Regions from separate parts of the Mus musculus genome. Here region 1 is linked to region 2. The links are chromatin contacts, found by Hi-C or POLR2A ChIA-PET in ENCODE. All regions are on one chromosome and are shown on one strand. The core of a region is the stretch at or near the end of the contact, and the rest is flanking DNA. Distances in the headings are between cores, read along the strand shown.

The links. A loop is a pair of places that touch in the nucleus more often than their neighbours do. ChIA-PET counts read pairs that join two places held with the same protein, here RNA polymerase II (POLR2A).
Region 1: a loop to region 2 is called in a map of mouse trophoblast stem cell, with 2.2 times the contacts of the local background. The contact joins the promoter of Ptgr2 here to the promoter of Pnma1 in region 2. A Hi-C loop is called at or near these places in 2 of 37 maps with a recorded cell type or tissue (mouse embryonic stem cell and mouse trophoblast stem cell). POLR2A ChIA-PET finds 5 or more read pairs at or near these places in 1 of 5 experiments (embryonic stem cell).

The regions. Positions count from the first base shown.
Region 1 is chr12:84,282,531-84,287,296 of GRCm38, forward strand. It overlaps Ptgr2 (prostaglandin reductase 2), which reads left to right and starts at 2,766. Exons shown (of 10, transcript NM_029880.3): 1 at 2,766-2,946.
Region 2 is chr12:84,145,603-84,150,369 of GRCm38, forward strand. It overlaps Pnma1 (paraneoplastic antigen MA1), which reads right to left and starts at 2,887. Exons shown (of 1, transcript NM_027438.3): 1 at 529-2,887. The coding sequence starts at 2,325. The coding sequence ends at 1,264. Mideas (mitotic deacetylase associated SANT domain protein) reads right to left here. Exons shown (of 13, transcript NM_001163501.1): 13 at 3,566-4,767.

The DNA of each region.
Region 1 (4,766 bases), core at 1,516-4,015, 140 kb after region 2:
TTGAGACAGGGTTTTTCTGTGTATCCCTGGCTGTCCTGGAACTCACTCTGTAGACCAGGCTGGCCTCAAACTCAGAGAGATCCACCTGCCTCTGTGTCCAGTGTGCTGGGATTAAAGGTGCTGCTCTGCCCCTAACAACTCTAGTAATAAATGCTCATGTTTTACGATACCAAGTTTGAGGATGATTTATATGCAGCAATAGCAATGACACAATCCCCACTCCTCCCTTAATCGCAGAGGCAGAGGCAGAGGCAGAGGCAGAGGCAGAGGCAGAGGCAGAGGCAGAGGCAGAGGCAGAGGCAGAGGCAGAGGCAGAGGCAGAGGCAGAGGCAGAGGCAGAGGCAGAGGCAGAGGCAGAGGCAGAGGCAGAGGCAGAGGCAGAGGCAGAGGCAGAGGCAGAGGCAGAGGCAGAGGCAGAGGCAGAGGCAGAGGCAGAGGCAGAGGCAGAGGCAGAGGCAGAGGCAGAGGCAGAGGCAGAGGCAGAGGCAGAGGCAGAGGCAGAGGCAGAGGCAGAGGCAGAGGCAGAGGCAGAGGCAGAGGCAGAGGCAGAGGCAGAGGCAGAGGCAGAGGCAGAGGCAGAGGCAGAGGCAGAGGCAGAGGCAGAGGCAGAGGCAGAGGCAGAGGCAGAGGCAGAGGCAGAGGCAGAGGCAGAGGCAGAGGCAGAGGCAGAGGCAGAGGCAGGCAGGTATGGTTTTTACCTCCCGTGTGTGTTATTTCTTTAGAATCTATGTTTGGGTTTGGCATTATGAACAGTTATCACTTCCATGAAAATGTATTTGTTTAGCACCAAATTATCTCTGTTGCGTGGAGTGGCTATGTAGTAAGAAGGCTAGACATACTTTAATTCTTCCTCCTGAGTAATTTGCAATCTGAAAGAGATGACTTCACAGGAATTCAAATGGAGTCATTGTAGTTTAAAAGGTCATTTAGCAAACGATTACATAAACCTATCAGATTAAATGCTTATATTTAGTAGGAATGTTGGGGCGAGGGACGCAGACTGTGCCACAGTTTGTTTGCATTAGGTTGGGGGGAGAAAGGTTGGCACCTCCCTCAAGTTAAGTCTGGAAAACATTTATCTCTGGCACCGGTTAAAGGATGAGAGACAACGCAAAGCTGCAGAGAAGGAAGAGAAGGGGATCCTGAACTCACAGCAAAGGCAGAAACAGAAGGACGTATTTGCTCTCATTTGGGGACTTGTTCCTTTACGTTTAGTTCCTTCATCTTGGCGCTTGAGTGATTAATCTCCATTTCCACATTAGTAAAATGGCAGTGGCCGCAACCTTGAAAATAAAAACCAAAGCCAGTGCTGGCACCTTCAGTCCAGGCACTCAGAAGGGAGAGGCAGGTGGATCTCTTTGAGTCTAGGCCAGCCTGGCCTACAGAGTGAGGTCCAGGATACCCAGGCCTATGTAGCGGCACCGTGATGCAAACCAAACCGCACCACACCACACCACAAAAAATAAAAATAAAACCATATCAGGAAAAAAATACCCATATGATACATGGTACAACTCAAGTCATACAAACGACTGTAACCCTTAGTGTGAAGAGAAAATTCAGAAGGGAGGAAAATAAATAAACCTGAACTCCTCCATGCAGTTTTTGAACATCTGAGACCTGGAGAAAAGGGGACTTCACATCAAAAAGGGCCCAAACTAAGTTTCTTCTCTTTGAGTTTTAGATGTAATCTATAGTCTCCCTCTGTTTTCTGCTATCACTTTTATTGTTTTTGAGCGTTTCCTCTTTCTCTGGTTCACTCAGCTGACCACCAAGAGATCAGATCCTGCTGGAAAGTTATTTGGAATGTGGTAACAGTCTCCTACCCCATTCTTCAAGTTTTCCAAACGAAGTGAAAATGTTCAGATGTTCTGTTACCCGGGCCTCCAGTCCATCTGATGGCTGCCCATTTGCCGGCGGTACTGGTATTTTTCAGCTACTCTTTATACCAGAGTTAGAGCTCCGCGATTAGCCCTTGCTGGAATACAGTGCTAAGGGCGATTCCTACAGCCGCTTGATTAAGTCCGTTAGGGTTTGCAGTTCCTGGAGATCCCAAGTTATTCTAGAAACAAACCACACCCGATAGTGACTAGTCAAGTGGTTCTCAAACCATGAGTTTCTAGCTTCTTGGGGTCCCCTTAGACCATCGGAAAACATTTCCATTACGGGTCGAAACAATAGCAAAATAACAATTATGAAGTAGCAATGAAAATAATTTTATGGTTGGGGGGGTCACCACGCACGAGGGTCACAGCATTAGGAAGGTTGAGAACCGCTGCTTTAGTCCTCTAGATCTCAGCTTGTTCACCTACAAAACAAGGGTTAGACTTGATGCTATTTCTCACTGTGATTCCCCAACCTAAGACTCAGTGAATCTAACATGAATCAAGTTTCTTCCAGAGGCTGGGGCTGGCTGTCAGGGCGTCTGCCTAGACCGTGCCAGGACGCGGGTTCAACCTCTGGGGGCACAAGAGGACACAGGGGACTTGATCTGAAGTCATTAGTTAATTTGCTCTCTTGGTCCTGGAGGCGGGGTCGGCCACGGAGCCCTAATGAGGTTAACTTATGGATACTCCTTGCCTAGACTAGCAACGTATCCTGTGATTCTCACCAACCTTGGGGACCAAAGGATCGCGTATGAACTTCAAAACCCCGGCCCTAGGAGACGAGAGGGCAAGGAGGCCGGCTTAGTCCTGCGCTTGCGCAGTGTGGTCCTAGGGCTAAGGTCGTGCCGCCAGCTGACCCTTCGCTGTTCATCAAATCCCGCGAGATCTCAAACTGACAGACACGCAGGGGGGCCACTGTATCGCTGCACCGGAAGCTGGATTAAGCCCGCAGAAAAGGAGGAAGTGCCGAGCCAGGGTGACCTGTGGGCGTCCTCCTCGAGCTCCGGGCGACACCGGCGGTATAGCTTGGGACGCTAGACTAGGGAATGCCCCGTAACAGGTGCTCTCCGTTTTGTAAGAATTCCGAGGGTGAAGTTTGGGCGCGACTGTGTTTGAGGTGCTTCAGATTTGAACATCTATTGAGCGCCTACTGTGTGCCACGCATAGGGGTATACTTATGTCATGTTGAAAAACCTCAGCACCAAGAGGTTTTGATCCTCTTGGTGCTGAGGATCCAGGAAGTCGGCTTGAAAATGTGAGATTACTAGTAATTTCTGTGAAAGTGGTTAGTCGTGGGAGCCATAGAGGAAGGTTGGCTTTCTGAGGTGGACATTTGCACACGATGGCATAGACAGCACAGGGAAGGTCAGCAGAGCCCTTTGTGGCAGAATGGTTGAACAAAGTACGGCTAAACAGGAAGTGTGTTTTATTAAAAGATATTGGGGATAAGTTGTGCGACCTTGGACAAGTTATTCAGCCCCTGTATGGCGTCTGTGAAAAGGATAGCATGTTTGCAACTTCATGGCGGTGGTGTTTGAGGACGGAGTTGTATTTAAGCAAGCTGATTAATAATTTATTTTCTTCTGTATTGGGAATTGAGTCCAAGATCAGCCTTCCACCTCCCCTATGCATGCTGGGCAAGAGGTTTTTACTACTGGGCTATATTGCCAGACTGTTTTTCATTTTTATTTTGGGACAGGTTCTCACTAATTTGCCCAGGCTGGCCTTGAATTTGCCGTCTGTATTCCATCTGCCCAATAACTGGGATTACAAATGTAAGACGCTACCATGCTAGAGCATGTCAACTCACCCAGTTCTGGGATGCCTGGAAACATTCAGGAAATAAACTATATGACCCCTCCGAGGTCCCACCCAGCTAGAAACAGAACATGTCCTTTGCCCTTGTGAGTTCAGTGAGCTTTTCCTTACAATAGTCTGCTACACAGATGCTTAAGGCGTATTTTTAATGACTGTCATTGAACCAGATCTTTTGGTGGTATTTTAGAATGGTCGAATCAATTAGAAACCCACTTTAATTTAACAGCAAATGGGGTTTACTGAGGTCTACTCAGCTCTGCCTCCATTATGATGCCTCCTAACCCACTGCCCTTCAGGTCTTGAATGTGATCTTTATTTTAGATGGAGAACCTGTGAGTAAGTCATGGTTGATTTTGTTTGTTTGTTTGTTTGTTTGTTTTCGAGACAAGGTCTCTCATATCCCAGAATTCTGGCCTTGAATTTTGTTATGTAGTTAAGTCTGGCTTTGAACTCATTCCTCTCTCTTCTACCTCCCATGTGCTGAATTACAGGTGGGAGGCATCACACTGGCTCTGTTATGTGTATCTAGAGAAATAAGGCAGAATGCTGAAAATGGAGAACAGATAACTGTCACCGTGTGATGCCTAACACTGACTGTCAACTTGGGGGGATCAGAAATCACTGAATAGACAAGTTCAAGGTGTACCCATGAGGGATTGGCTTCATTTTAAGATGACTAAGGTGGGAAGATTCACCCCAAGGCTGAGTAGGACGATTTTTTAGGTTTGGGTCCTGGACTGAATAAAAACGACAAAGCCAGTTGAACACCAGCATTCCTTGTTCTGGTTTTTTTTTTTTCCCTAAAGACTTATTTATTTTATGTATATGTGTACACTGTAGTTGTGAACCTTCATGTGGTTGCTGGGAATTGAATTTAGGACCTCTGTTCACTCTGGTTGGCTCTGCTCATTTATTATTATAAATAAGTGCACTGAAGCCGTCTTCAGACGCACTCATTACAGGTGGTTGTGATCCACCATGTGGTTGCTGGGAATTGAACTCAGGACCTTTGGAAGAGCAGTTGGTACTCTTACCCACTGAGCCATCTCGACAGCCTCGTTG
Region 2 (4,767 bases), core at 1,637-4,136:
AAACAGAAAGGTTGCTAGCTAACCTAAGCCCCAATTCAATTTTTTTTATCAGATTTCATAGAAACATCTCTCTTTGGTTGTTATCTCTTGCCTTGAGGAAGTCATGTGGAAATTGAACTCACTGAAAGGTAGATGTAGTAGTGTCTGCCTAGAATCTCAGCCCCCAAGAGGTAGGCAGAAGGATCACAGGTTCAAGAGCAGTAGCCCATGCTACACAGTGAGACAGTATCTACAAGAAATAGCTAGGGGTAGTGGCTCAAACCTGTAATCCCAGGACCGCTGCAAGTTTGAGGTCAGCCTGGGCTACAGAGTGAATTTCAGGCCAGCCTCAGCTACAGAGTGGGACTGTGACAAAACAACCAAGGAACCACCCAACCAAGATGTATAGGTGACACTGCAACTTAAATTCATAGCAAGGAGGGTAATTTTTGTTTTGTTTTGTTTTGTTTTACATGAACAAAAGTCCTTGTTAGGAGAAAAATATACGGAGCTAAATTAACTGAAAAATTTTATACGTGTCAGGAAAAATGAGAATTTTCAAATTTTTATTTGTATACATCTATTCAATAACTTCAAACTTAGAACCCTTAGCGCTGACCAATTATTAAATGACTAGTCTTTGAAGTGGGGGAAGTGTAGACTGGCCACGGCCACTCCCCCTAGGACTTCTGTCTTCCACCGTGAGGAACTGATTGTGCAGCTCGGTAAAGGCCTGGTTTTTTCTAACATGCCACTTTTAGTCCGAGGATCCTTTTCAGGGAAACTGATTCCAGCGTTGAGCCGTGAGGAATTAGAAATCCGCATTTTTCAAGATGAGTAATATCTTCTAATAGAATCACATTCTTTCCATCGATACAAATTGGGAACAATTTACAGTAAAACCATCCACAGTGTTAGTAACAAACACAAGAGTTTGTACTGTACAGTCTGTGAACCTGGTGCGCGGTTAGCATCAGAACCTGCAGCTTCGCAACCACCTTGACAGGAAGTGTCACAGCTTCACGTTTGTGCACAGCTGTCAGAGATGTCGCCAGGAGGGCTGGCATCAAGCATTCACTTTAGGCAGTAAGGACCACCTTTACCGTTGCAGCTCCTGACAATCACACACTTCTGTGAATGTTACAGGAATATGCGGGCCTGACTTCCCCATCCCATCCCTCAGGAAACAAAACCAAGCCAGGAGGAGGCTGGGTGCTTGCTTTGAGTGGCAGGCTTACTAAAACGTCACAGGTATATCAAAAGCAGCCTGGCCAGTCCTAGGACTCAGAAGTGCCCCTCCAGGCCTAGCTGCAAGAGGGCGGCCTCGGCCTCCTCCTCCTCCTTCTTGGCTTCCTCCTCTCGAATCTGCACCAGTAACTGGAAGAGGTTGGGTGCAGGCCCTTCCTCAGCCCCGGCCAGCCACAACTGCCTTCGGAGGGCCCCACTGTGGTTAGCCCCAGCGATGACCTGCTCCAAGCGAGCCTGGTTCACGTTATCTTTATCAATGACCCCCTTGTCTACTACCTTTTGCAGCAGAGGCTCCAGACGGATAACATACGAAGATAACTTTTCTCCTGGGTTCTGGTAAGTGTTCAGAAATCTGACCTGTGCATCTCTAGAGCTCTCCACACTCCCAAAGACCTGCTCAAGAGCCTTCAGGCATTCTGCGGTCGTTATGGCGGCGTTGTTGGTCTTGAGGATGCGGATGACGTCAGCAGCGGGGCCTCTCAAACTCTCCATCAACCGCCGTCTCTTTTCTATATCCGACACCTGCCATTCCTCTATGATTTCATTTGAGTGCTCCAGCCAGGAATCAAAGGTTTCCTCGCCAGGCCCGGGAATGTCCTTCCCGGAGAATAACGTCAGCTTCTTATACCATATGGACTCAACAAGAGGTTGAATAACATTATCCAAAATATAGTTGAGCATCTCTGCTGGCATTTCCGGGCCTGGAGCTGGAGCAGGGTTCTGAAACCCAAGCACACGAGCAACATCTTGCACGGTCCACCCTTCCCTAGCTAGAAAGAGGTGCAGCCTTTCCAAAAAAACTGCGTCGGAAGTGGGGGGTTTAAACACCACTTTCCAGAGCCCTCCTTTGCCTGGCATCTCCCTGGGTATCAGGGAGTAATCCACTGCCCCAGTGAGCTCTAACAAGGCTGCTTTAGCATTTTCTTCCCTCCAGAACATTCTCCCCAGCACTCGATAGGATACCTGGGGCATCGCAGCTTGGAGGGTCTCTTCAATTTCGGTCTCATCACAGTTCACAGGGATCCCCCAGACCAACAGAGCTCTCTGAGAGTTCACATCCATTCCCCTGCACCAGTCTTCCAATAGTGTCATAGCCATTTCACCCAACTATTAAAAGTGCCAGTTCTACAGACACTGCTTGGACTGGCTCACGAGGCTATAGGGCCTAGGACAATACAACATGCTCTCCTCCCCCGGTAGGCCAGGGGGCGACAAGCTTCAGGCAACCACAATTACCAAAAGACACCAGAGTTCCTTCTTGTCCCTTCCGGGTCCCAAGTCAGGGTCGGGAGCCACGGGACACTCCGCCTATCACTCGAATGTCGCCCCCTTTGGTCCGGGCAGGGAGGGCTGAACTGGCTGCAGCTGTGTCTGGCGTCACCGCTTAAAGAGAGGGAGCAAGGTGGGCTCAAGACTGATGACTCCGGGCGGGAGATGGCTGGGTGCGGTCGCGGGGCGTGGCAGCTCCTCCCACCTCTCCCCGGCACGCCGGCGGGCTGAGGGTCACGCGAGGCCGTGGCTTGGCTACGTGGGGAGAGGCGGCACTCCGAGCACCGGGAACCCAAGCGGCAGGAAGCACGGGATGGGGGAGAAACTCGGCTGGAGGCAGCTCTGCCTAGCGCTTATGTCCGCGCGCTCCCGCAACGGCCGGCGTGCAGCTGCAGTGGAGGGCGGAACCGGTCCGCTTGTCTCCCCCAGTGTCACCGTGACAACTGTGTCCATGACGACGCGAGATACGCGGGCTCCAGAGGATCTGGCGGTTGCTATGGTGCCAAGAAGGGGTTTGAGGAGTCTATTCTATGACGGCGCATTTCTTTTTACACCCCCCCCCCCGCCTTCCCTGATTCTTTCTTAGCTATTGCTACGCATGCTTTATTTAATTTTGCCGTGGATTTAAGCTGGCTTTATTGATACGCATCTACCACGACGGACTTATCTCATATTGCTCATCCATTCTATGAATTCAGTCTTTAACTCTGACTTCCGGGAACCACCTGATCCCACTCTGCAACTACTTGGTTCCTCCCCACAAAACTAGGAAAGAGAATTCCATCTACTGGTTCCTGTGAGTGTCTGACTTGGCTTTCTTGTTTAAAGTGTGTGTGTGTGTGTGTGTGTGTGTGTGTGTGTGTGTGTACACAAAACCCCGTGACTACTTACCTTTGTAGCCAGGCAAACTGCAAACATATTGCCTTCTTATCCTTACTGAGTATACAAGATAGCAAAACAGAATGTTTATGGCCCCGAAAAGGCGGGTAAGTTCTCTTCAAGCAAAACAAGGCCTATCAGTCCCAGACGGCAAAAACACCCCTATAAGAATGTGGTATTCAACAATGAATTTTTTTTAAAACCTTATTTAATAAAAGGTCTTAAGATACAGAACATTCAAAAGTAAATAAGTTACATAGGTACATTACAATCACAGCAAGATTCTCTTTAGTGTATTAATTTTTTTTTTATAAAAAGCACACAAAAAATAAAATTTTCAGTCTGGTCTATCACAACTGTACACAAAGAGGTAATATTTATATTTATATATATATATATATGTACACTATTTTAATATGTAACAGTCTTTTTTAAAAAGAGTGCCACAGGCAACAAACACATGAAAGGCAGTGTCTGACCATTTTGTTTCAAAATAAAAGGAATATACTTACTTTATGCTATTAAAATATTTGTACACTAATTACAGACTGTCAAGGCTGTTCTGTGCTCCATCCTCTCCAGCAAGGCCTTTAACGTAAGAGACAAATGAGGAAAAGTTCTAACAGCTGCAATTTTTTTTTTTTTGAGGCAACAAACACAGCCAAATGTGGGTTAGACACAACTGTTTTTATATAAAAATATGCATACTTCCTGTAAAAACCTAAGGGGTTAGGCTTTGCCAGTCTAGTAATAAATAATAACCCAGAACAGTGAGCCCCAATAAAAACATTTCAACAGCTGAGGCTTGAGTACTATTGCACTCTTCCTCCTCTGTCTTTAACATCTGGCACATGAGAAGAAAGAGGTTGGGTGACTGAGGCAGTTAAATATAGGCAATCCCTTTAGACATCATGAGCACAGGGCCTCTGTGCCGGGGTGGGAGGTGGGGCGGCAAGGACGGTGGGTGGGTGGGTACTTTAGCTCTAAGGGGGCTGCTGAAGGCTTGGAGGACAGCAGTGAGGGCAAGAGACCTCAGAGATGGCCCAGAACACAGGCACGGTCAGTGTCATGGCCTTCTCTGAATGCAGGTGGAAGCTGGGGGACAGGCAGGGTGACACTGTATAGGGACGTTATTGTCAAACAGGGAGCTCTGAATAGAAAGAACAACAAAAGCCAAGCCCAGTGTGTTCGTACGAGAAAGCACCAGTAAGGACGCGCCTGCGCCAGCCTCCGGCCGCACGTGCATCTCCGCTTTGAACTAGTTCAGTTTCCACACGGGCGCGCTGGAGCATGGGCCCCTCTAAAACAGTGTCTGGTGGGATCACTACCTAAAGGTACCATCTTTATCCCCCCACCCCCACCCCGGCTATAGTCATCTGGTCTCTGTGAACT